Regions from separate parts of the Homo sapiens genome. Here all the other regions are linked to region 5. A link is a contact called in ENCODE Hi-C or POLR2A ChIA-PET data. All regions are on one chromosome and are shown on one strand. The core of a region is the stretch at or near the end of the contact, and the rest is flanking DNA. Distances in the headings are between cores, read along the strand shown.

What was found. Hi-C counts contacts between places; a loop is a spot of excess contacts on that map. ChIA-PET counts read pairs that join two places held with the same protein, here RNA polymerase II (POLR2A). Pooled maps may share reads with other maps.
Region 1: a loop to region 5 is called in a map of naive thymus-derived CD4-positive, alpha-beta T cell, with 7 times the contacts of the local background. The contact joins the promoter of METTL18 here to the promoter of TADA1 in region 5. A Hi-C loop is called at or near these places in 1 of 168 maps with a recorded cell type or tissue (naive thymus-derived CD4-positive, alpha-beta T cell) and 6 of 50 pooled maps. POLR2A ChIA-PET finds 5 or more read pairs at or near these places in 2 of 52 experiments (activated CD8-positive, alpha-beta T cell and activated T-cell).
Region 2: a map of naive thymus-derived CD4-positive, alpha-beta T cell shows a loop between it and region 5 (7-fold over the local background). The contact joins the promoter of SLC19A2 here to the promoter of TADA1 in region 5. A Hi-C loop is called at or near these places in 2 of 168 maps with a recorded cell type or tissue (gastrocnemius medialis and naive thymus-derived CD4-positive, alpha-beta T cell) and 6 of 50 pooled maps.
Region 3: a pooled map shows a loop between it and region 5 (6-fold over the local background). The contact joins the promoter of ATP1B1 here to the promoter of TADA1 in region 5. A Hi-C loop is called at or near these places in 1 of 168 maps with a recorded cell type or tissue (OCI-LY7) and 4 of 50 pooled maps. POLR2A ChIA-PET finds 5 or more read pairs at or near these places in 1 of 52 experiments (Panc1).
Region 4: a map of CD4-positive, alpha-beta memory T cell shows a loop between it and region 5 (13-fold over the local background). The contact joins the promoter of NME7 here to the promoter of TADA1 in region 5. A Hi-C loop is called at or near these places in 1 of 168 maps with a recorded cell type or tissue (CD4-positive, alpha-beta memory T cell) and 12 of 50 pooled maps.

The regions. Positions count from the first base shown.
Region 1 is chr1:169,792,099-169,797,776 of GRCh38, reverse strand. METTL18 (methyltransferase 18, RPL3 N3(tau)-histidine) reads left to right here and starts at 2,870. Exons shown (of 2, transcript NM_033418.4): 1 at 2,870-2,962; 2 at 3,880-5,248. The coding sequence starts at 4,082. The coding sequence ends at 5,200. It overlaps FIRRM (FIGNL1 interacting regulator of recombination and mitosis), which reads right to left and starts at 2,737. Exons shown (of 25, transcript NM_001320047.2): 1 at 2,662-2,737; 2 at 1,794-1,948. RefSeq lists an enhancer at 2,818-3,137.
Region 2 is chr1:169,484,262-169,489,775 of GRCh38, reverse strand. SLC19A2 (solute carrier family 19 member 2) reads left to right here and starts at 3,832. Exons shown (of 6, transcript NM_006996.3): 1 at 3,832-4,213. The coding sequence starts at 4,010. RefSeq lists enhancers at 3,398-3,467, 2,775-3,695, 3,478-3,727, 3,531-3,825, 4,368-4,427 and a silencer at 4,008-4,187.
Region 3 is chr1:169,104,198-169,109,155 of GRCh38, reverse strand. ATP1B1 (ATPase Na+/K+ transporting subunit beta 1) reads right to left here and starts at 2,466. Exons shown (of 6, transcript NM_001677.4): 1 at 2,230-2,466. The coding sequence starts at 2,326. It overlaps LOC101928596 (a long non-coding RNA gene), which reads right to left. Exons shown (of 2, transcript NR_135799.1): 1 at 4,663-4,958; 2 at 4,249-4,446. RefSeq lists enhancers at 1,757-2,329, 2,330-2,902, 2,691-2,985, 3,476-4,049 and a silencer at 2,499-3,418.
Region 4 is chr1:169,365,792-169,370,759 of GRCh38, reverse strand. NME7 (NME/NM23 family member 7) reads left to right here and starts at 2,963. Exons shown (of 12, transcript NM_013330.5): 1 at 2,963-3,052. The coding sequence starts at 3,050. BLZF1 (basic leucine zipper nuclear factor 1) reads right to left here and starts at 2,565. Exons shown (of 7, transcript NM_001320973.2): 1 at 2,418-2,565; 2 at 1,210-1,287. The coding sequence starts at 1,237. RefSeq lists enhancers at 1,986-2,485, 2,744-2,823, 2,486-2,987, 1,927-3,126.
Region 5 is chr1:166,874,364-166,879,327 of GRCh38, reverse strand. TADA1 (transcriptional adaptor 1) reads left to right here and starts at 3,064. Exons shown (of 8, transcript NM_053053.4): 1 at 3,064-3,168. The coding sequence starts at 3,095. RefSeq lists an enhancer at 2,678-2,727 and silencers at 3,128-3,177, 3,208-3,607.

The DNA of each region.
Region 1 (5,678 bases), core at 1,621-4,120, 2.9 Mb before region 5:
AGGTCAGGAGTTCGAGACCAGCCTGGCCAACATGGTGAAACCATCTCTACTAAAGATACAAAAAATTAGCCGGGCATGGTGGCACGTGCCTGTAATCTCAGCTACTCGGGAGGCTGAGGAAGGAGAATCACTTGAACCTGGCTGCTGTGAGCTGAGATCGCACCACTGCACTCCAGCCTGGGTGACAGGGTGAGACTCCGTCTCAAAACAAACAAACAAACAAAAAAAAACCCATAGTCCTACCACAGTAATACAAGAATTCATTCCTCTTCCGAAATCTTATTTTTTACAGCAGCAATCAAAATGAGGTCATCATTAACTCAAATTTGAGTTCAGTAGGGTAGAATTGGCCTCATGAAAAAATTTCAGTAAAGCTCAAATAATTACCAGCTGTTCCAAAATTAGTCAGTTATGATTATGCAGACATGCAGGTAAGGCCTGGAAAATAATACGTAAAATGCAAAACATGAAAAAGATTTTGGGGGGTAATGGCATTGTAGATTTATTGCAAATTTTTCATTTGTTAAAATAGTGAAGCTAAAATACTACCATTAAGCTGAAAAAAAGTATTGTCTAATTAGACTCCCAAGTATTTTTAAAACATGAAATATTTTTAGCCCTTTAATGAATGCTTACTATGTGTCAGGCACTGTTCTAGGTGCTGAGGGTAACGCTGTGAAGAAAATCAACATCCTGCCTTTATGAACTTTGCAACATAATGTGTAGAAGTGGAAAATATACAAAGCAAACAAGAGCATTTCTTTTAATGGTAATGTGCTTTTTAGAAAACTGAACAGGCCAATGTGATACAAGTGTAAGACTGCGTTTGGGGGAACTGCCTAAGATTGAAGGCTCTGAAAAAGCCCCTCTAAGGAAGTGACATTTGGGCCAAGACATAAACATGAAATATGCAAAAGGCTGAGAGAACAAATCAGGCTGAGCAAAAAGATCTTGAGGTAGGTGAGCCTAATGTATTCATGAACAGAGTGTAGTTAATTAACTAGGTATGAGAGAAGGGCAAGGCTTAGATCACCTGGAACCTTGAAGGTAAAGTGGTTTAAAAAGGGAAATGACGAGATCTATGTTTTTCCCCTCTTAACTTTTTTGGAATAATGAATTATGAGTAGAAACAAGGAAACTATTAATACTCCAAGTGAGAGGTGATAAGGGTTTGGAATCAGAGTGGTAGCAATGAGGATGGAGATAAACGGATTGATTCAAGACATAGTTTGGAATCAGAAACAATAGAACTTACTGATCGGGTGTGTGAGACAGAGAGGATTCAAGGTTTCAGTTTGTGAAACCATTTACTCAGATGAAGAAAACTAGAGGAAGTTTGGGCTTTTTTGAATATGTCGTTTGAAGTGCAAAGCTAGGTGGGAATGTTGACTTTCAACTTAATGAAGTCTCTCTATAAGCTTGTGGGGAAGAAGAGGAATCACGTTCCGTGTCTCTGTTCTCCCAAAGCCTAACACCATGTCTCACACACATTATGCACGCAGTTTAAGTGTTTTTGAATGTTTTGAGGGTGGCTATTTGTTTTCAAGTTGAAACTCCTTGAAGACGGCAGTTCTGTACCTACACAAAAACTAAAAAAGGGGGCTTTGGCACCTTCTGAGATTTTGCTAATGCCTAGGTGAATGACTTCTATGTGATTACATAGGGCTTTAGCTGCACAATATTTGTGCAGTATTGAGATTCTCTCAAGTGAAGGTTACTTTTTTTCTTTTGAGTGTAATTGTATAAAGCTGGGCTCAAATGTTGTGAAAAAGATACATATACATATGGTTTACCATGAAAGGCTAGGATTCCAGGCACATTTACAACCACAAAGGCATGAGACCAATCAAGAATGTGCTGCACCCGGACGAAGAAGGCGCTAAGCGCCTCAAATCCAACAGTTGAAAGCCAACAACAAGCGGAAGAACTCTTTCAGAAAGACTCCAGCCTGGGTGAGAGGAGTGAGAACTTGTCAAAAAAAAAGAAAGAAAGAAGAAAAAGAGGTCTGAGAGGGGAAGGAGGAAAATCATTTTTATTTACTGAACATCTTTTAAAGATTTCACACCACAGAACTATGCCCTTTAATTCTTATAACGCTAAGAAAGCCCTTATTCATATTCACCACCCTTTTTACGGGAGACAAAAGCTCAGAGTATCTCGCTTTACCTCAAACTATTAAGAGCCAGAGCTATCGTCATACCGCAGGTCTCAGTCCTTGCCTCCCCCATTATCCACTAGCAAAAGTATTTACACTTAATTGCAAGCAACGAGTACAGAAAAACTGAAAGAAGGAATGGAAGAAAACGCCACATCCACTGCTAAAACCTTGGGTCAGAACACGTCCGCGAGGCTTTCCAGGGCCAAAGCCTTACTTAAATCTACCACGGTTGTCGCTTCCCCTCCAGTCCCTCACTTTTCATCCCACTCACTGACAAAGAAAAGAGGGGGTTCAGGCCGCGGTAATATAACCCAGCCTGGCGGTGGGTCTGAAGGGACAGAAGAGAAAGGTTCGCGACCCGCCCACACCCTTCTCTAGGTAGAAGTGACAACCAAGGAAGGATATGAGGAGTCGGGGCAGGACGGACGGCAGTTCCCGGCGGCATAGCTCCTCTGGCCAGCTACTTAATTCTTCCAGGGGAACCGCGCTAGCTGGGACCGCACCTTCCTGAGACATACTTTCGTCAAACAGGAGAGCTTCAAACCAGACCCGCCAAAGCCCAGACCGGAAACTCGCAGTCCCGCCAACCCTTGCGCGCTCTCCGCCGGCTCCAAAACCATAGAGAGGAGGGCGGCTGGTTTCTTGGTGAGCCCGGGTCCCTCAAGGCCGGAAAGAAAGTCGGGCTTCTCTAGCCCCTGGAGGACTCGACTCACTGGTGCGCGATTTAGGTCCGGAGGAGGCGTTGTGAGGTGAGCTTTTTCAGAAGCGCGATCCCAGGACACGTCGGGAAGCAAGCATCCCCAGGTCTGGATCACTGTAAACATTACATTCAAATGGGGAGGTGAGGGCCAGAAGTCCCCACTTCTGGGGTCGGATTTGTTCCGGGACCTGCAGCCGGAAGTGACTCCAAGCCTTGCAGCGTGATGGGAGAGGAAAGAGGCGCGTTCCTAGCCGCGGGACTGGGTGACCCGCCTCTCCCCCAAATTGTAAATCTTGTATAAAGGGAACAAAGATCCCACTTGCCAGAACTGTGAAAATTGAGGCAGATGGTATAGTGTCTAGCGCAGTAGATAGAAGATTCTCAATAAAGTTGCTTCTTATTTCTACAGGTCTCTCCAAACTACTGCAGTGCCCTAGTTTGCGTTTGCTCTGCCACCGAATTAGTCTTTACTAATTATTGCCAAATTACCCCCACTTCTATACACTTAGGGCTGCTGTTCTCGACTAAATGTTTGGAGTGAAGTCTTGGATGAATTTACACACACCAGGCCATACCTATGCATGTTTTTAAAGGGACGCTGACTTACCAAAATAAAATACTGCACCTCTTCTGTAAAAGACAGAAGTGAAGTTATTCTGGAAGCTTAGGGGGTGAATATGGTTGGACACAAATCAAGACAGCTGAAAGACAGCAAGTAGCTAGGCTGTCCTGTCTGAATATCTTGGACTTTATGTTTGTCCAGGTGGTAGTGGTGGTGGTTGCTGTTGTTCTTCTGTTTGTTTTTATAGTTGATTTTCTTCTCCCACTTTGGAACCCTTAAGGTGTGTATGAGTGTCCAAATCTCTTATCTCTCTCTCTTCCCCACAACTTTTTAAGAAAAAGCAGCTGTATGGTGGGACAGGGAGGGGTGGGGGTGGCTGTTTAATATTACACTTTAGTGAAATGTGCCATTTTGCTTTAATCATCATTTTCTTTCTTTTTTTTTTTTTTTTCTTTCCAGAGCTGCTTGGAAAGAGGACCAAAGACGTCTAAAAAGTCATTTGGAAATATCTCTAAATATTTGTTACCATGTATAAGCTGCTAAAGAGAAATTGGGCCCAACAAAACTAATTGAATAATTGAGGCAGATTTGTGTGTATCATCAAATTCTATCCAGAAGTTGAAGAATCTGAATTTAAAGATTGTGTGCATTTAATAAGAGGATGACCTTTCAGTTTAATTTCACTATAGAAGACCATCTGGAAAATGAATTAACACCCATTAGAGATGGAGCTTTGACCCTGGATTCCTCAAAAGAGCTGTCAGTCTCAGAAAGTCAAAAAGGAGAAGAGAGGGACAGAAAATGTTCTGCAGAACAATTTGACTTGCCTCAGGATCACTTGTGGGAACATAAGTCAATGGAAAATGCAGCTCCCTCTCAAGACACAGACAGTCCACTCAGTGCAGCCAGCAGTTCAAGGAACTTGGAGCCACATGGAAAACAGCCCTCCTTGAGAGCTGCCAAAGAGCATGCTATGCCTAAAGATTTAAAGAAGATGTTAGAAAATAAAGTCATAGAAACATTACCAGGTTTCCAGCATGTTAAGTTATCAGTAGTGAAAACCATCTTGTTGAAAGAGAACTTCCCTGGAGAAAACATAGTTTCAAAAAGCTTTTCTTCTCACTCTGATCTGATTACAGGTGTTTATGAGGGAGGCTTAAAAATCTGGGAATGTACCTTTGACCTCCTGGCTTATTTCACAAAGGCCAAAGTGAAATTTGCTGGGAAAAAAGTCTTGGATCTTGGTTGTGGATCAGGTTTACTAGGTATAACTGCATTCAAGGGAGGGTCCAAAGAAATTCACTTTCAAGATTATAACAGTATGGTGATTGATGAAGTAACCTTACCTAATGTAGTAGCTAACTCCACTTTGGAAGATGAAGAAAATGATGTAAATGAGCCAGATGTGAAAAGATGCAGGAAACCAAAAGTAACACAACTATATAAATGCCGATTTTTTTCTGGTGAGTGGTCTGAGTTTTGTAAGCTTGTACTAAGTAGTGAAAAACTTTTTGTAAAATATGATCTCATTCTCACCTCAGAAACCATTTACAACCCAGATTATTATAGTAATTTGCACCAGACTTTCCTTAGACTGTTAAGTAAAAATGGACGTGTACTTTTGGCCAGCAAAGCACATTATTTTGGTGTAGGTGGAGGTGTTCATCTCTTTCAGAAGTTTGTAGAAGAAAGAGATGTTTTTAAGACCAGAATACTCAAAATAATTGATGAAGGATTGAAGAGGTTCATAATTGAAATAACTTTTAAGTTTCCTGGTTAATTAACATTCACTGAGTATCCAAAATGAAATAAACAGAAGGACCAAAAATTTGAGTGTTTGATTTCTGTTTTGCTATTATTTTTTCTGAAATTTTGATGTTGTTTGTTTAGTTTTGTTTATCCAAATTGTAAGTGAGCTATGTTACCAGTCTTTTACTCACTAGGTGAAACTGAGAAGGTATCCTCGTGCATTTGATGAGATCTCCTGGGAAATCATTTTGTAAGAAAATCCGGTATTCTCCATCTTCATTCTATTTGACCTTTTACCACCTTTGACGTTACATGAAATTGTTCCCAGGAAATCCTGCCATTTCTTCTCTCAAGTCTGTGAATTTCTTCCCAGTCTTCGTTAGTTCCTTGTTCACATTAATATATATCACTAAATATTAGGTTGGGGCCTTATGTAAATAGGAAGAGGTTTTTGTTTCGTTTTGTTTTTATATTCATTTACCTTGTATAGTAAGGATCAGAATGCTGAG
Region 2 (5,514 bases), core at 2,583-5,082, 2.6 Mb before region 5:
CATAGTTGTATAATACTGTGTAATCTTACTTTTTGCAAAACACATCCCTTCATGCTTTTTTATATTACTATATAAAAAGTCTCTCAATATTCTATTTACCCCTACTGAATGGAAGAAAATATATTTGCAAATCATATCTGACAAAGGTCTAGTACCTAGAATTTATAAAGAACTCTTCTAACTCAACAACAAAAAGACAAACAACTGAATCAAAGAGGGGCAAAGGACTTGAATAGGCATTTCTCCAAAGAAGTTATATGATTGGCCAACAAATACATGAGAAGATGCTCAACATCAGTCATTAGAGAAGTACATCAAAACCACAATGAGATACCACTTCACACCCACCAGGATGGCTACTATAAAAAGGAAAATAAGTGTTGGCAAGGATGTGGACAAATTGGAACCTTTGTACATTACTTATGAGAATGTGAAATCATGCAGCCTGTGGAAAACAGTTTGGCAGTTTCTTAGATAAACACAGAATTACCAAATGACACAACAATTCTACTCCTAGGTATATACCCCAAAGAAATAAAAATAAATATTCAAATACACACTTGCATACAAATGTTCATAGCAGCACTATTCACAATAGACAAAAGTAAAAATAATCCAAATGTTATCAATTGATGGATAAACAAAATGTTGTATATACACATATTACTTAGCCATAAAAAGGAACGAAGTACTGATACATGCTACAATGTGGATGAATCTTTAAAACATTAAACTAAGTGAAAGAAGCTAGACACAAAAGGTCACAAATTGTATGTAACCTCCAGAATAGACAAATCCATAGGCAGAAAGCATATTAGTGTTTGCCAGGGACTAAGGGGAGGAGGGAACAGGGAGTGACTGCTTAATGGGTATCAGTTTCCTGTAGGGTGGTGAAAATGTCTTGGAATTAGACAGAAGTGATGGTTTCACAATATTATGAATGTAGTAATGCCACTGGGTTGTACACTTAATTAATGGTTAATTTTATGTTATGTGAATATTGCCTCGATTTAAAAAATATATTCTATTTACCTTTGTGTTAGATTCCTATTGCTGCACAACAAATGAACAAAAATTTAGCGGCTTTAAAATATTACCACATCAGCTTAGCTCACAGTTCTGTAGATCCAGGTGGGCTTGAGTGGATTCTCTGCTTACGGTTTCGCAGACCAAAATTAAGATGGTGACCCGGCTGGGCTCTTCTCGGAAGAATCCCACTTCCAAGCTCATTTAGGTTTTTAGCAGAATTCAGTTCCTTATGATTCTGGGACTGATATCCTGATTCTCTGCTGGCTGTCAGCCAGGAGCCAGTTTCAGTTGCTATAGGATGCCCACATTTCTTGGTATGTAGCCCCCTCCAACAGCAGCACGTCAAATTCTTCTCATCCTTCAAATCTCTCTGACTTCCTCTTCTGCTCTTAGCAGACGGAAAATCTCTGCTTTTAAAGGGCTGTTGTGATTAGATTGGGCCCACCTGGAAAATCTCACATCTGTCATAAAACGTAACATAATAACAGGAGTATTGCCTCATCAAATTCATAGGTTTCACCTCACACTCAAATGGGTGGGGGTTATACAAGGGCAAGCGTCACTGGGGATCATTCTTAGAATTCTGCCTATCGCAATGACCTCTTAGACAAAAATAATAAGAAAACATCTACCCAATTCAAGGACAATTACTGTTTATACCCAACCTCATTGCCTATGTGATTTATACCAAGGAAAAGTTACAGAAGCAGTGATTTACAGATTAACGTGGTTCAGGTACCCAAGCCTCAGGGAAGGGATGGAAAGCTGTTTTTGTTATTGTTGTTTTGTTTTTTGAGACGAGTACTCGCGAGTCTCGCTCTCCGCTCACTGCAACCTCCGCCTCCTGGGTTCAAGTGGCTCTCCTGCCTCTGCCTCCCAAGTAGCTGGGACTACAGGCGTGCATGCCACTATGCCCGGCTAATTTTTGCATTTTTAGTAGAGACGTGTTTTCGCCATGTTGGCCTGGCTGGTCTGAGACTCCTGACCTCAAGTGATCCGCCCGTCTCGGCCTCCCAAAGTGCTGGGATTACAGGAGTGAGCCACCGTGACCAGCCAGAAAGCTATTTTTAATAAGTAGGCTTCTCTTTCCGAGGCCTCTCTGGCTTGCTTTCTCTTTCTTTCTTCTCTTCTACTAAAGCACTGAATGTAAATACAAAGCGATTGTCAAGAAGACCACCTGTTTTCTCTCTGTAGTCCTGATAAGAAGGGTTGGAGTTTAGGGGACTAGACAATTGAATAATATCGATTAGCAGTCCTCAAACATTTTGGTCTTAGGACCCTTGTTAGAGGTGCCCCAAAAATCTGTTGGGTTTTGTGGGTTATACTTATTGAAAATTGCCATATGGTAATAAATTAAACCTGGAAAGTCTTACAAACACAAGAATATACAAGCACGTATTCTCTCATCCTATAAAGCGATGATGTCATCAGACATTATATAGCCTCTGGAGTGGAAAAGGAAATAAAGACTTAGCATGGTTATGAAAATAGATTTGAGCTCGTGGAACCTCTGAAAGGGTCCCAAGGACCCCCAGGGCTTCCTCGACCACACTTTGAGACTCATTGAGATATGTAAATACTGCCAGTTGTATTTCTTCACAGATTAATCAACTCACAGATTTGGGTGCATTCATTTGTGCAGTCTTAGAAACAAATCTTTCCCTTTACCAGTATCTTATTCCATCTGGTAGACTCATTTCTGCTGCTGATGCTTGAAAAAAGTGTCATTTGCTACCACAGGAGGAAAACGGTGCTAGATGGATCATAACATACAGAAAAGCAAGATAGTTCCAAAATGTTTCCAAGAGCTTCTGGCAGGATCTGTCATTCTACAAATACTGCACAGGAAAAATTGCTTTAAATGCTGCATCTTTGCAGTAGAAAGATTAGGATTGAGCCAGGCTGTGAGTCAGGCAGAAAAAGGCACACAGAGGGGGATGAAAGAAAGCACTGGAGAGTCTTGTCATGCTTTGCCCTTGAAAACTATGCCAAGACCTCTTTTGTGTTTTTAAATGAAGAAATCCATCATGTTTTGTGATTGCTGTAATGACTCAGGATCTTCCACCTTCCTTTTAACTATAAACCGTAGCGTAGTTAGGTGTTTGTTTTCTTTGTATCATGCTTGCAAAAAGTGACGAAATAAAGTTAAAACCCTTTAACTGGGACTCCATTACGGTTCTGCTGTTCAGTGACCAGCTTGTTCATTATTCTCACAATATTATCTACTTTCTTCATTTCAGTCTGTCTCTTAGATCCTGGGCTTCTGATGTCTTTCCATGGCGGATGAATACAATTTAAAACACGAAAGCTGCTGGAGGAAAGGTTTAACGTTCCCCCTCCCCAAGGTGAAATCTTTGCCTGGCCTCAGTCACTAAGTCTCTCAGGAGCGGAAACTGAATGGACATTCCGGAGACGGTGAATAAGAATGATAAACGGTGGTTGGGGAGAACAGCGCGTTTCTTCCAGCGGAGGACTAGGCCCACAGGACGCATTCCCAACAGATGAGCGGAGCCGACAGCAAGTGTGCCACGAACGCCAGCTGGCCGCCTCACTAGAGAGAGCTCCGCCGCAAGCCGCCGCTTTTGGAGTGGAGTTCCACATGTCCTCCGCGCTTGAGCCCTGGGACGTCAGAGGCCTGGCGTGCTGCCACCGCCCCAGTTCACGTCGTGTGACCCACGACCAATGGAAGAGCAGGCAAGTATTCCCGGCGTCCGCTGTGATTGGTTCCCGGAGTGGAGGCGGTGGCAGAGGGTGGGCCTTAGGACGGGTCTCCCTTAAACTGGGCGATCAGGCAGCGACCCTAGAGGCGTCTGTAGGGTAAAGCTGGGGGTTCTGTAGCCGGAGGCGGCGGCGAGTCCAGAACGTCCTGGCCTTACAGGGAGAAGGCGTCACTCGCGGTTACAAGTGCCTGACCCTCACTCCAGTTGGCGGAGGAGGAGAAGGAAGGGGCCGGGCCGGGTCCCCTCCCCTCGCGCCCCGGATGGATGTGCCCGGCCCGGTGTCTCGGCGGGCGGCGGCGGCGGCGGCCACTGTGCTCCTGCGGACCGCTCGGGTCCGTCGCGAATGCTGGTTCTTGCCGACCGCGCTGCTCTGCGCCTACGGCTTCTTCGCCAGCCTCAGGCCGTCCGAGCCCTTCCTGACCCCGTACCTGCTGGGGCCGGACAAGAACCTGACCGAGAGGGAGGTACGCGCGGCGGACGCGGGGCGCGGGAAGGGCGGGCGACCGGCCTGCGGGTGGGCAGCGGAGGAAGAGAGGACCGAGAAAAGCGCTCGAGCCATTCTCGGCAGAGATTTCTGATTTTGCCAGTTGGAGGTCGGCTTCGTGCTCTTCTTTGTGTTCATGATTTTCTGTTTTCTTCGGCTCTGTAGGACGAGTCTCCTGCGAAGGGCTCAGAACACGCGTCCAGAGGCCCCGTGCCTTGTGCGTCAGGCAGTATGCTGATCGTGTTGTAATGTGGCTTAGCGTGACTGCCCAGACTGGTCCAGCAGTTCCTGCTGGGGGCGAGGGGGCAATATTTTGACAAAGAAGTGAAAACAGCAAAGTGTACTTTGGACACGGCTTAGTAAATATTCATTGACTGAAAGTAGGCAACCACTGCTTTTCTGAAAGGATCTTCCCTCTACCTCCTTCACCTGCTTCCTGTCCATACCTTACTTTGTTTGCATTTGGCAGAATGGGTGGGCTTAATCAAGTAAGGACAGGACAGAAGTACAGAACATCTTAATTTGTCTTGATTTTTAATTGGGTGAGGTTGTGTCCAAGGATATCCTGCCCCTCTCTACCTTAAGACCAACCTCCAGGGATAAAGGCAGATGGTGAAACATAATTGACTTTTAATTATAGTGTTTCTTGTATTGCGAATTGTTGCTTCACAGATGTTAGTTTTGCTTCTCAGATACAAGGTGATGTCTTTGAAGGCCTTCTGTGATGTTCAGGGTAATTGAGAGCACGTAGTCCATCATCAAGAGTTTCTTGCTGATTGATTTTTTCCCTAGATGAGGGCTTACAAATAAAGTACTTCAGAAGCGCATAGTGTACTTTAGAAATGTGCTGACCTATTTAAGTGCATGGTCAAAACCAGCACTTGATTTTTGCAGAAGAAAGACAATATATAAACTGAGAAAGAAATTAAACCCAAAGTACTTCCACAAAACCGAAATAAAGCCGATTCAACACCCTCTTCCTTGAATACAACAAAGGGTGAAAGCTGAGGTCTCATGTTCTTTTTCCTACTATCAGTCAAGGGGCCACTTGAGAGCTTTTTCTTTTTTCCTACACCTGTTCCTTCCACCCTGCCTCCTTGCCCCAGGTGCTGTAAAATACTCCTCCCATTTAAACCTTACTCTTCTCTATGTGGGTAGTAGTCAGTCACTTCTTTTGAGTAGCCACTCAGTAACCCTGCATAACAGGTCAGAACAAGAGATGGCACTACCGGAATCATTTGCACACTGGCGAGATATAGTTACTCATAGTTTGTTGTTTGC
Region 3 (4,958 bases), core at 1,217-3,716, 2.2 Mb before region 5:
TGTCTGTATTAACCTAATAAAAAGGCAGAAGGCACAAAGTGATTTGCATGCTGTGATTTCTCCAGCAGGTGACAGGCGAGTCTCCTGCGTCCATCTTGGTGAAAATCTACCTATAAGCAAAATCGAGCCAAGGGCATCCTGCCCTCGCCCCAAGGGCATCCATGTTGGGCCCAGTGCTGGAAAAGGGGCATTTTCTCCGTAGGAGACGGTAATTGCTGCCGCCTTTTCTACCTAAGAGAGGCTCTGACAGTTTTTACACTGCCAGAAAGGGGCAGACATATTAGCACAAAACAAAAAGGGGATTTTTAGCCCAGCACCTGTACCGTGGAACATGGAAGGGAAGAGGAGGCAAGTACAGCAGTCCTGGGTCTACATTCACAAATCAGCATACTGATAGCTTGCTGGATAGGATATCAAGACATAAAAATTGACACACACGGTCTCTCTTTCTCTCTCTCATGGAGGTGCTGCCCATTAAATGTCGGCTTAAAAATGAGTCAGTCCATACTGCCTTACCCTCTAAAGCAAGTATTATTCTGAGAAGCATGAAACTGGAATGAGCAAAGATGCATATTATACTAAGGGGAAAAAGACAAGAAGGCAAATTTCACAATGTGCCTAGAGTCAATGCAGCCCCTGCCCCTGTGACGCAGCAGGGTCAGACCACCAGAGAAGGAAGCCCCAGCTAACCTGGGGAGAAGGGTGCCCATACCGCAGTGCACCTTCCAGGCCTCCCTCAAGTTACAAGGAGTTGCCAGGGAGCTGTTCATTCTACACACACCCCACAGTTCTTCAGGTTTTCCTTTCCACAGTAAAACACAGGAAACTACCTTTATGCCTGAGACACTATGACAATAATCTCAATGAAGAAGTCTCCCCAAAATAAAATATAAAACAAAAGCTAAAAGCCATTAAAGAACTACATTTTCCATGGCTCAGGGATACCTATGCTTCCCAGTAACACCTTGGAAAGACGCTTCACCTTGACTAACCTTGAAGTGTGATGCATTATTAACCCTTTAATTTTCAATCAAGAGAGACTCACAGGCTGCATTTTTTTTTCTTTACAAAAATTCATATATTCCAGCTTCTTCCATTTCAAAATGTCAGCTAAGCACTATTTCCCTGACTCATTCTCCTGCCGATTCCCACAGATCCTCCCAAGCAGGAACACCAATCGGCCTCTGTTCAGGACTCCCTGAATGACTGCAGTGGTGGTGCCAGTGGTGTTGGTGGTGATGGTCATGATGATGATGATGATGATGATGATGTTGGAGGAGGAGGGGGCAGTGATGCAGCAGGGGGAGTTCCCTCCCTCCTTCCCTCACGCAGTCACGACTCATAGATTCGCCTACAACTCTGCCCTTCAAAATGACCTTTTTTTTAAAAAAAAAAAAGTCACCTTTCCGGAGAGGCTGAAAACAAGAAATCTAATTTTCGATGGAAAAAAGTCTATCCAACCAAGCAACAGGCTGCACAAAATATTTTAAGATCAGCTGCTCTGCGTTTATATTCCCTTCACCATAATCAACCCAACCTACTGACTGATCCACAACTGTCTGTGTAGACCTTGAAAACAACCAGACTTTGCCAGGTTTCGGGCCAAAGCTAAGAATCGGAGTCCTGAAATGGAGCTTATTGAACCATTTCTGGGTGGTGATGACTCCAGGGGAGGTCATGGAGGGAAATCCTTAGCCATCGCTGTGAAATACTACAGTGTGGATGGATTCCTCTCCACCCTTCTCTTTCCTCTCTTTTGAGATACGTATTTAGACTAGAAGAAAGATGCTGTAACACACAACCTCGTCTGCATTAGATCCCATCACCTCACGAGGTTCTCTCAAGACCCCAGATCTCATTTTTTTTTTAAGGACTCAGGACACGGGAGAGACAAATGTAGTCTCGCAGAGCCTGACTATTCCCAGGAGTAAAAGGCTCAACCGATGCACGGTAGGAAAGACTGCAAATTACCAAGCCAAGATCGCTACGATATGCATAACCTTCCGCCTGTCGTGTTCCAGCCCCGACCCTGCGCCCCACTCTGGGGACACCGCATTCCGCACAGGACTGCAAGCCCAGGCCGGCGCGACCCAGCAGCGTCCACCACCCTCGCCCCCGCCACCCCGGCCAGCGCGGTGGGTGCGGAACCGGCCGCGGACCCTGCGCAGGGGATGCGCCGCCCGGGAAAGATCAGACGCGGCGGCCGGGAGCTGCGGACCCCGTACTTACACCAACTGCCACCGGTCCTGCCCAGAAACTCCTTCTTCTCTGAGTTCCAGATGAATTTCTTCCAGCTGCCCTCCTCCTTGGCTTTCCCGCGGGCCATGGCGATGGCGGGTCAGCAGCTGCCGCGGTCCGGAGGGTGGGTGGCTGCGGCGCGCGCCCTGGCGTCCTCTGCGCCGCTCGGCTTCTCCGGCCTGGCTCTCTGCAGGCAGGACGCGCCGCTGCCGCTGCGGCTCTCGGAGTGCGAGACGCGCGGCGGAGGAGCCAAGGCAGGAGCAGGAGGAGGGGGAGGCGGCGGCGGCGGCGGCGGCGGGGCGGGGGCGGAGGGAGGGACGGCGCAGGCTGCGCGGCTCCGAGCCCCGCACCTATTGGTGGGCGCGCAGCCGCTCGCGGGCTTTCTTTGGTCCGCCGAGCGCTCCTCTAGCCCTTGGGGGGTCGGGGGCTCCGCGAACCCGTAGCTGCCGCTCCCGCTGCCACTGGGGACGTGTGCTGGGCCCCCGCCTCCCCTGACCTCTGCAGAGACAGGCCCGGGGTAGGAGAGTCAGAGAGGGAAGGACGGACAAGCGGACTGCGGGGCGCCACCGGCACTCCCGCCAGGAGCCGAGGAATTGGCTGCGCCCGCCCTACCTTTACTATATACCGCGCCCCGGCGGCCGTGCGCCCCGCCCTCTAGCGGCCCGGTGGCCAATCGCCGGCGCCAGGGGCAGGGACTCGGCCCGAGAGGGCGGGTTCGGGGCCGGCACAAAGGAGCCGCCGGGGCTAGAGGGGCCGCTTGGATCGCTGGGCGCGGGGCGTTGGGCGCGGGGCGAGGAGGAGGCGGGGGCGGCGGTGAGGGACGCGCAGGCAGCGCCGCGCAGCCCCCTCCCAGCTCCCGGCTGGGCGTGAACCGCCCCTTCCGTGGCTGGGGGATCCGCACCTGGGTCGCCCGGAGCCTCGAGGACCCCAGCCCGGCAGTCCTGGCCCAGCCTCCACGCCTCTGCCTGCCCGCCCGCGCTTTCGGCCTCCCTGGGCTGTGGGTCCACCCCTCCTGGGCGCTGGCGGGGTGGGGGAAGGTCACTCCGGGACGCCGGACTGGCGAGGACTCTGCCCAGCTCCGCCCCGCCTCCCGCTCCTGCACCTGCCGCCCCCTCGCACTCCCCGCCACTGCGGTTGCAGTTCCGGCCCTTCCCTCTTCTTTGCAGGCCAGCCCAGCCGGCAGCCCCGGTTCCTGACTGCCCGGCTGTGCCCCTTGTGGGCGGCCTGAACCACCTCGAGCAGGACAATTGCCAAACCCACCCAGGGCGGTAGCCCGCAGTGAGTTGTCCCGTAGAAACCAATTGAGACTCAGGCCAGTCTAGACCCCAGGCAACAATATCTGCACGTGACCCAGCCACCGAGGACTTTCTTGGTGCCCGGTCGGCGGCGGGTATTCTCATTGGCATGCTTTTATGCCCCCTTGGGGGTATCGATCCCTTTGTTCTGCTGTAAAATTCTTGGAGCCAAAGGACCTTTGGGAAAACCTAGCGCATAGGGCAAGATGTTGCAGACCTGGGGCATAGAGTACCCCTTCCCACTCTTTGTCCGCTGTTGCTGGAAAGCCAAACTCTTGGTTTCATCCCTCTCCTATGAGCCCCCAAGCAGCTTTATACATCCCTCTGAGGACAGTGACACAGCAGAAAACACCGGGATGCTTCTGCTTCCACTGCAGAGAAGCCCTATCCCCAGGGGCCATCATGGCCCATCTTGACGTCCCAGCCCCATATCAGAGAATTCCCCAATACCAGGATGCTTGTCCTTATCCTGGCCACCCTTCTGTCCCCAAGGTCAACCTCGCTGGCATAAAGACAAGCCCGAACTGATTAAGAATGAGCATTTTTCTAATCCTTCTCCAAGCTCGCCTGCAGGACCTGTGCAAACCTAAACATTCCTGAAATTCGGGGGAGAAGCGACCACCTATCCACCAAGCCCCAGTGGGGGAGGCTGCAGGGCTCTGTCAAGGGCATCCGAGAGAGAGAACAGCTTATTGAGAAAGGAAGCCACCTCTCGTTTAGCACCTGTAATGTTTATGTTGGAAAAACCCCAGCTTGGTAGTATGAGAGCTGCAGGAAGATGCTGCACTTGCGGGTATGATGACCCTGGTCCCCTTCAGGCAGAAGTTACCTTATCGAGTAGTTTTCCAGCAGGACAGGTTGCTGGGAAGGGTATGTGTTGTTGAGTGTCCATTACTGTAACAGGAGGGAAAACCTGTAGGCAGAATCAGCAAAAAGAGATGAGTGGGGAAAGGGTAGCATGGGAAGGGATGAGGCGGTTCTGGGAGTTGGTGGTGCCCTTACTTGTGCCCACTCCGTTCCTGTACCTTGATTCCCAACCCCCCTTCCAAAAGAAGCATATGGTAAGACAAAATATATAAAGAGAGTCTCCAGTGACAGATTTTCTTTTTTCCTAAAACAAGTGTCCTACCTTAGCTCTTCAGAGGTGTAGCAAACACCCAGTAGACTGATGCTTGGTCTCTAGTCTTTGATTTACTGTCTTCCACTGGGGAATATCTTCCCCTCTCAAATTTTAGGTCCCTAGCTCTACTCATCCCCCCTTCCCTGCATGGAAACTCTTCACAGGTTCAGATGAAGTCCTGAGGGTCACGTCTGCACAGCCAATGCAGCAGCTCATCCTAAGCCAGCCTCCTCCAGCCTTCCTGAAAACCTCCAGGTTTCCACCCAGTCCTGGGATTGCTGCTGGAAAACATGATCTCAGCCCTA
Region 4 (4,968 bases), core at 1,714-4,213, 2.5 Mb before region 5:
AGTGGTGGAAAGTGTTGATATTTAAAAGATAAATAAGAAGGAGAAGAGGCTGAAAAAGAAAGAGAGAAGATACAGCTACAGCAGGGCTGTCCAACAGAATTTTCTTCAATGATTGAAATAGCTACTCGCCATATTTGCCTACCGACCACTTGAAGTTTGGCAAGCGTCATTGAGAAACTGAATTTTTAATTTTTAAAAAATATTAATTTAAATTCAAATAGCCACATGTAATTACCGCATTGGACAGTGAAAGGCTACAGAGTAGACTGAAAATAAAAGTGATGTCATGGAAGTCATCAAAAGAACGTATCTCAAAAGGCAGGGAATGGTCAACAGTATTAAATATTAGAGAGGACAAATCAGCTAGGACTAAAAAGTGACTACTGTATTTAGCAATTTAGGGGTTGAATTGTGTCCCCCAAATCTTTATTTGTTGAAGTACTAACCCCCCACTACCTCAGAATGAGACTTCATTTGGAAACAGGATCACTGCAGATGTAATTAGTTAAGATGAAATCATACAGGAGTAGACTGGGTTCCTTTTTTCAATATGACTGCTGTCTTTATAAAAAGGGTAAATTTAGACACAGAAACATGCACATAGGGAGAATGCCATGTGAATATGAAGGCGGAGATAAGGGTGGTACGTCTACAAGACAAGGAGCACCAAAGACTGCCAGCAAGCCACTGGAAGCTAGGAGAGTGTCTCTAATGCCTTCCGAAGGAGCACAGCCTTGTTGACATTTTCATCTTGGACTTCTAGCCTCCAGAACTGAGAGAATACATTTTGTTGTTCAAGCCATGCAGTTTGTGGTACTTTGTTACAGCAACCCCAGCAAACTAATACAACATGAAAGAGATCTTTGATACACCCTAGTTGCTTTGTCTATCTACTTAAATCTTTAAAATGTGTATTCTTATTTAAATCGTAATCTTCTAGTGTATAGGGAATATAGCTGTTAAAAACTTTGCATTAACATTAAATGTTTAAGAGTAGTCACCTAATAAATTCTAACTAATGATGTTAAATTTCACTTGTACATCTAAAGTACTGAAATATAAACACTGCACTAAAAAATAAACATAAAGGGATCTGAAATAACAAATGATTCCCAAGGGGGTCCATGAGATCTAGTTATCTGGCTCAAACGTTCCTTCACATCGTCATAAATGTCATGTTTTAAAAACAATTATAAAAAAGCCACTTACCTTTGGTTTCTAAATTTTTAGTAGTCATTTTTTCACCTTAACCACTGAAAATGCACTCCAAGACTTCTGCTGAACAACCTAGAAATGTATGCATATGAAATAATTTTAAAAATATCATATAAACACATAGAGTACCTCCAATTTAAAAGTTATGATATTTTAATTGCTTCTGTATTTAGTACGCATGCATTTAGAAAGAGAAATGTCCCTTATATCCCATTCTCACAGAAGGCATTGTTATGTCTACTAAAAGTCTCAAAAAAAAAAATTAGGGGTGGTTTACTTCTAAATACTCCGTTTCACCATCCTCACCAATACACTCTAAATTGTCAGAAGTATGTCCTGAATTTTAGCCAAGCAAAGGGAATGAAGTTACTGTGGTGGTTTTGTCATCCATATGACAAGAGGAATTTTAAAGTAATTACTTTCTTAGGAGACATACCGACACAATTTGTATACACACACACACATATCAAAAAGGAGCTTCTGTTTAGATGTTTAACAAACGACAAAAAATATTACTCAAGATAACATAATTTATACTTTTTTGGTAATAAAAAGTTAAAATTAAAATAGTGTAGCTCCAAAAGTAAAAAGAGAAACATATCGAGCCCATGCTTTCAGAAATGTATACATTGTCTTACAGTACAGACTCAGATTTACCAGAGAACATATAAGAAGGTGATGCTACTGCAATGATATAAATATGACAAACTGTACACTAGATGACAACTGGTTTCACTACAAAAAAAGATCGTTCTCAGTACTAGATACAACTCAGTTCAATTAGTGAACCCGACGACTAACTTTCTTAACAGTCACAAACTTTTCTACACTTACACTCTACTGCTCCGAAAAGAGGTATCCAAAAAACCCTTCGTAAGAGTAACGATCCCTGAAACTGCCCTTGATAGCTGCTCTGCGAAACGTACAGGCACAGCGAGTGCCTGCTGGCAAATGCCAAATGAAGCGGAGGGGGTGAAGAAGTAAGTAGGGGGAGTGAGCAGGTATGAAAGCGATAGGCCGGGAAGCGACAAGCCTGTCAACTTTGCTGTCCGGGGAAGTCGAAACCTAAGTTTCATCCCTGTCTGAAAAAGTCTTCCCGGAACAATCTTTCCCTAAATCCAAAGCTACTGGCCACCGAGCTCCAGCCAGACCTCCGTCCCTTTCCAACATCCTTAGTTATACCTGCTTGTCCTCGGATTTACCTCTAAGATTCTTATTCTCCGTATTTCAGGGGGCTTCACTTGATAGGCTCTTCGGATCGGTATCACCAGGTTAACTTCTCACAGACCTCTTCCATTCGGAAGCCGACCCGCCCAGTCCCTCCGCATATCCAGCAGCTCTCTCACTCCTAACCACTTCCGATTACTCAGGGTTTCGCTTCCGGAATACGTTTCCAAAAGAGCAGGGTAAACAAATTCTGCAGTGCGTATAAACTCAAGTAACACAGAACACACACTGTAAGGCCTCCGTAAGTGAAAAGCGGACAGATTTCTACTTTAAAATAAAATACCGTACAGCAACTTTTGGAGCCCAAGCCGCATATTCACTTAAACTTCCGGGCCAGCTGTTAAACAAACGGAAGTAAAACTGCCGGAAACAGAATAATGGCGTCTCGTAGCCCCAGGCGACAGCGTGGAGGGGCGGGTCTGTCGATTGGATGAACGCAGCTGAGATTACTCCCAGCCACTAAGGACGAAGAGGTGGGGCGGTGGCGTCCCACGCCTCGTGCGACAGTGGGCGGGGCTTTGTTGCCTGAGTAACCGTATGATGGTGGTGGTGGTGGTGTCTTCCTGTCTCAACGATACCTATTTTCTAGTGCTGAGATCCTGAGACAATGGTGAGTGCCAGGGGATGCCAGAAGAACGGCTCTGGGGTCCTACTTACTTAGCTTTCCAAGTCTTCGGGCGGATGGGCACTTAAAGTTGTCCGGTCCTCCCGACCTTCTCCCCGTTATCTCTTTCCCCCTTCCCACGGGCTGTTCCTGCAGTCTCCTCGCTCTCCGTATTTCTTACAGCACCCTGAATTCCACTAATGTTACTAAGTCTCTAGAGTAATGAAACAGAAAATTTAGGGTAAGGCATCGAGTCTAATAACCTGTTTTGAACAAACATTATGTGTTTGCATTGTTCATCATGGCATTTTTCATGTTCACAGATTCACATTAACGCGCTTTATTAAGAGTATGGGGTGGTGTGTATGTGACTGTCTCAACACTGATCTGAATCTCCCTAGATCTTGGAGTCTTTTTGCTTTTCTGAGTGGCAGAGCACTGCCCCACGCCCCCACGAGGGCCATTAACAGGTGTATGTTGGATCAGCGCTCTTCTATCCAGTTGGTTACCTTCTAGGTCTGTGCTTGCTTTTCTTTTCTCTTTTCTTTTCTTTCTTCTTCTTTTTTTTTTAAACAGAAATTTCTCCTGGGATTGCTTGGAGAGCTTCTGGAATTCACTGTTTGGGCTTCACCCCTGGAAATTCTGAATGAAAGGAATGGAGCTCGGTATTTGCATTTTAAATAAGCCTATAGGTTATTTTAATTCACCCCTATGTTTGAGAGGGTTCTAGTTAATTCACTTAACTACCATATCTTTTAAGCACTTATGGATAACGGACTGGAGGATAGAAAGATCTTTAGATAGTTATAGCTATGAATTTAGAAACAGAGCCCTCACCCACCACCCCTTGTTTCTTCATACTACTCAGCAATCCTTTTGGTTACCCCAGTTTTCCCCTGACCCATTCTCTGTGAAGACATTTTCAAACCTTCCCTTTACAAACCCTGTCTTTTGCCCTCTTCATTTCTCCTTTCTAAACATGATGGAGTATAACAGGCCATTTCTTCAACCTCATGCCCCCAACCTACACATTGCTCTATATTTTTGCCGAGCCTTTAGTCTTGTATTTCTAGTGTAGAGAAAGGGATATTAAAGGATAATCCATCCATCTTTGCTCTTGATCTCATTTGCTTCCATCTGTTACATTTCGCTTCCAGTTGTTTTTTTCTTTCCTGTGCGTTCAGCCTTTTCCTCTCCAGTTTCTTCTCTTCAGTGCTCAAGTCACACATCTTATGAAAATTAAATAAAGCAAAACCATGTCCTCCATCCTGTGTTTATCCAGTTATTTCCTAGTCCTCCTATCTATCAGTAAACTTCTTGAAAGGATATTATTTTTACTTATATCAAACAGACAAAAGTCTTCTGTCTGGCTTCTTTAATGGCTTCAAGAAAGTTGTTCTTGCTTAAGTTTCTAATGGCCTTTTAAATACCAAATACAGTAATTACTTCTCAAAATTTACATTACTTAGTCTCTTTGTGACAACTGAGGTTCATAGTCATTAATTCCTTTTACTGGCTGTGCCTGGTTTTTGAATGTCATTCTTTGGAATTAACTCCTTGATTACTTTCATTTCTTAGTCTAGACATTTTCCTTGGGTGATTTTGTCCACTCACATGGATTCTACTAACACCTTTGATTTTGCTTCTAAATTTCAATTTTCCTCTCAGATCTACTAATGCCTAACTCAGTTGCTTCCCGGACACATCTGTCTCAAATGTCCTTCAAACTTAATATGACCAAAACTGAACTTGCTATCTTTCCTCCTGGTTTCTCCTATTTTCACCAAGTTAAATAATGCTACTACTATATTATAACCTAAACTAGAAATCAGAGTTATCCTACATTCCTCCCTCTTCTATTTCTCCCATATTCAGTTGTTCACTAGATCAAATTTTAGTTTGTCATCTCCTCATTTCGTGAT
Region 5 (4,964 bases), core at 1,815-4,314:
ACAAGTGGTTTTAATATTCATTTCCTTTCAAAAAAATTTGTTTTTTAAAGTTGAGGTCTCACTCTGTTGCCTAAGCTGGAGTGCAGTGGTGCTCTCATAGCTCACTGCAGACTTGAACTCCTGGGCCCAAGAAATCCTCTCACTTCAGCCTCCCCAGTAGGTGGGACTACAGGCATGTGCCATCACCCCTGGCTTGGTATTCATTTATAATATTGTGTCCGGCATTGGTTCCTTCCAGTGGGTTCTTGGTCTCGCTGACTTCAAGATGAAGCTGTGGACCCTCGCGGTGAGTGTTACAGTTCTTAAAGATGGTGTGTCCGGAGTTTGTTCCTTCAGATGTTCATATGTGTCCTGAGTTTCTTCCTTCCAGTGGGTTCGTGGTCTCGCTAACTTCAGGAGTAAAGCTGCAGACCTTCACAGTGAGTGTTACAGCTCGTAAAGGTAGTGCAGACCCAAAGAGTGAGCAGCAGCAAGATTTATCATGAAGAGCGAAAGAACACAGCACCCACAGCATGGAAGGCCACCAGACTGTATTCCCGCTGCTGGCTCAGGTGCCCAGCTTTTATTCCCTTATTTGGCCCCGCCCACATCCTGATTGGTCCATTTTACAGAGTGCTGATTGGTGCATTTACAAACCTTTAGCTAGACACAGAGCGCTGATTGGTTCGTTTTTACAGAGTGCTGACTGGTGTGTTTACAAACCTTTAGCTAGACACAGAGCGCTGATTGGTGCGTTTTTACAGAGTGCTGACTGGTGCGTTTACAAACCTTTAGCTAGACACAGAGCGCTGATTGGTGCGTTTTTACAGAGTGCTGACTGGTGCGTTTACAAACCTTTAGCTAGACACAGAGCGCTGATTGGTGCGTTTTTACAGAGTGCTGACTGGTGCGTTTACAAACCTTTAGCTAGACACAGAATGCTGATTGGTGTGTTTTTACAGAGTGCTGACTGGTGCGTTTACAAACCTTTAGCTAGACACAGAACGCTGATTGGTGTGTTTTTACAGAGTGCTGATTGGTGCGTTTACAAACCTTTAGCTAGACACAGAGCGCTGATTGGTGCGTTTACAATCCTTTAGTCAGAAAAGTTCTCCAAGTCCCCACCCAGCCCAGAAGCCCAGGCGGCTTCACCTCTCAATATTAAATTGTTTGGTCAGATGTCCATTTATGTATATTATATTGTCTAACATTACAGTTTAAATGGACATTTAACTGAAAAACTGTAGTAAAATTAGTGTTAATAGGTGTATAAGTGCTGAGAGAGAAAGGGATATTTAATTGAGCTAGACGTATGAGTATTGTCAAGCATGGGTTCAAAAAGAAAATCTTTGAGGCCTATCTTTCTTCGTGGCTAGAGACAAATGAGAAACAGGGATTCTTCCTGGAAGATGTACCCAACTATCTGTAGCCTTTCCTAGTCCTGTTGACTTGATCCTTGAATAGATTCATATATATGTTTGAACCTGATTCAAAAAAAATGGAGGTAGCCAACCATAAGTCTCAAAACCAGCAGAGAGGAGATATGCGTAAAGGGGAAGAGCCATGTGATTTGTTAAAGTCAAGTTAACTAGAATGCTGAGTCCAAGTGTGGGGTTATGTGGGAAGGCCAGTGGTGTGTGAGGTACACAGGTAGGGTGAGTTCAGATCATGAGAACATTTGAATGCTGGAGTCTGGAATTTGTTCAGCAGAGCGTGGGGAGCCATGGAAAACTTAAGTGGATATTTTTTAAATGTGTCAAAACTTACCCAGAGTTTTGACACAGAGAGGAAGACTTTGCCTGACCTTTGTATCTCCTTTCACCTGTGTATCTCCAGTACTCAAAGAGTTCCAGACACATAATAGGAGCTCACTGTATGAATTCAAGTGAAGAGAAGGTGCCCGGCTGGCATTGCAGCCAGGACAGGGCTTGTGGGTTTAGGTTGGGCAGTGAGGAAGTTGAATGAATGAACTTAAGGGGACATCTTTGGAGAAATTACACAAGATCTAAAAGCTATCTAGGATTATTTAAAAAACTTTGGGAGGCAATTTGACAATATACACCAAGGCATTTATAAATATTCCCATCATTTGATCCAGTAATTCTATGTGTGGGACTCTATGCTAAAGTAATAATCCTAAAGGAGGAAAAGTTTTATGCATAAAGAAGTTTTGCTTCATTATGCTATATGCTTCAAAAGCAATATTACAGTATTGCTTTTTAATAGAGAAGAAATGGACACAGTCTAACAATTGGGAAACAAGTTGTGTACCTTCTATCTGTGGGGGTATTTAATATGTTGTCATTAAAATTATTCTAAAGACAATGTAATACTACAGATAAATCCTTAAGTTTAAAAACGTGCAAAATTGAACATAGAATATTTTAAGTCATGGGAGTGTGCGAAGTGAAGGAGAAATCTCTCTCAGTTAAGTGTTTGTCCGGGAGTGGTAAAACACTTTTTCCTTCTTTTTATCTTTATCTTTCTGTGTATTTTCCAAATTTTACATAGTTACCTCATTTACTCAAATACTTATTAAGCATCCACTATGTGCCAGGCGCTGCTCTAGAGAATTGCGGGTAACAGTGAATAAAACACAACTCCTGTCCTCGAGCCATAACATTTACAAGATAAATCAACTAAATGTCATATGAGACGGTTAGTGCTCGGGGAAAAATAAGGCAAGGAAAGAGTAAAACTGATACTGCATTTACTTTTTTAAATGGAGGGGTAAGGTACTCCTCCAGGCAGAAGAACAGCAGGCTGAATTCGGAATTGCCCCAGCGGTAACAGAATGAAAGAGCTTGGGACACGCCAGCCTGTCAGCAACGTTGCAGCCGAGGCGGGGCGCGCGGGTTTAGGATGGGCGCGCGACAAGGTGAAGCGGATCACGTGACTCGAGGGGCGGGAGGAAGAGAGCAGAGTTTGGCCGGGCACCTTCCCTGCGAAAAGGCGGGCGGAGCCGAAAACCAAACAAACGACTTCTGAGAGATTGGGGGCGGGACTGACGGCGGCCGGCTTAGCTTCCAGAGCCAAGGCCTTCCGCCGAGTTGGTTTTTGGGTTGTTGATCGCGGTGGCCGGGCGGTCTGCGGTCGGGCTGAGACACGCGGAGCAATGGCGACCTTTGTGAGCGAGCTGGAGGCGGCCAAGAAGAACTTAAGCGAGGCCCTGGGGGACAACGTGAAACAGTAAGAGCTGCCCTAGCACAGCGTCCAGGCCAACACGCGGGTGCTCTCCTGGCCTCGGGCTGCCAGCCCGCCCCGGAGACGCCCGCGTCGCCCGGGGGCCTGTGCAGCCTGGAGTCCGCGGCGGCGGGGCTTCGGGGTTTCTCCGGCCGGGGCGGGGCGGGCCACCTGAACTCACCGCCCTGGAGAGACCGGGCCTCCTGGGCGCCCGGGAGACATCGGCGGGCGCCGTTGCTCGGGACTGTCTGCCCTGGGTGGGGCGGGAGAAGCGCACTTCGCACCCAAGGGCCTGCTGAGCAGGTGCGGGCCCCAGCGCGGGCGTGCGGGATGCGGGAGGCTGACTTGGGCGGAGTGAGCCGGAGCCCTACGCGTCCAGCCAGAGGGCATAGCGCAGGGCGGCCCGCCCCTGGAGGGCTTCCTGGAGGTGGAGGCCTGTTGAGCTGGTGTGATCTGCTACGGATTATTGGTAAGCTCTTTTGACAGCAATTTCGTAAGGCAGACGGACCCTCTGGTGAAATCACAGTCATTGAACACTACAATTATAGTGATGATAGCAGTAGCGGACATTTTAAACATTTTAAGCTCTCTAAATATATTATCTAATCCTTACAACAGATGTGAGATAGGTACAGTTGTTATTCCCATTTGACAGATGAGAAGACTGAGACCTAGTGCGGACAAGTAACTCTTCAAAAGTCACTGTCAGAGTTGGGACCCACGCTTTTGATTCCCGACTGATGCATTAGAGGGGCTGTAAAGGATCCCAGAGACGCTCAGCCAGACCTTCATCCAGGTTATGGCAGGGGACCTAGTGCACAGTCAGGTTAGGTGCAGAATGGCCAAGGGTAAAATCAGTATCCAGTCAAAGCCAAAGCCAAAGAGCAAAAAAGGAACCTCTGGGATACAAGGAAGAGTTTGGAAATTTTCAAAACGTTGTTATTACAACTTTATTTTTCAAAAATATAGGAAGCAAATATAAACGTTTAAAATTACAGTGCCTGTGTTGTTGCTGCTAGATGGCTTCTCTGGTATTCTACACATTTGCATTACTCAGTGGATGCATACTTTTAAATGATGTTGGTGGAGGAGCAATTTGGGAATACTTAATTTTTCTCCAATACTTTCTTTTCATCCTTCTCTGTTCTTTATTATTACTGGATTGAAATTACTTAGGTTGGATGTCATACATGAATTTTGGAGTTTTTCCTTCATGTGAAATTTTGGGGTGGCAGAGTTGACAGTCTACTTTTCATCCTAACAAGATAATAATGGAAACTATAAAAAGATTAAAATTAAAATCTAAACTGTTATTTTAGCATAATTATTTAATTTTTGGTGAACATTTATTTACGCCCAGAGATATGTTTCACTTTGTGTTTGGGGGTTGGGGTCTTGCTCTGTGGCAGAGGCCGAAGTACAGTGGCCTGATCACACAGTTCACAGCAACCTTGATCTCCTGAGCTCAAGAGATCCTCCCCTGCTGTGAGCCTATAACTGGGACTGTAGGCACGCCCCGCTAATCCTGGCTAAAGTTTTTTTTTTCAGAGACAAAGTCTTGCTGTGTTGCCCAGGCTGATCTCAAATCCTGGCCTCAAGCAGTCCTCCCGCATTGGCCTCCCAAAGTTCTGGGATTACAGGCATGAGCCACCACACCCGACTATAGTGTACCACCGAAAATTGTCTTTCGATATTGATGTTCACTGTGCTTATTGAATTAAATATTCTTACTTATTTTAATAGGTAAAATTGACAGCTTTCACCCTAATTACTGTAGCTTTTTACTTTTGTAATACCGACTG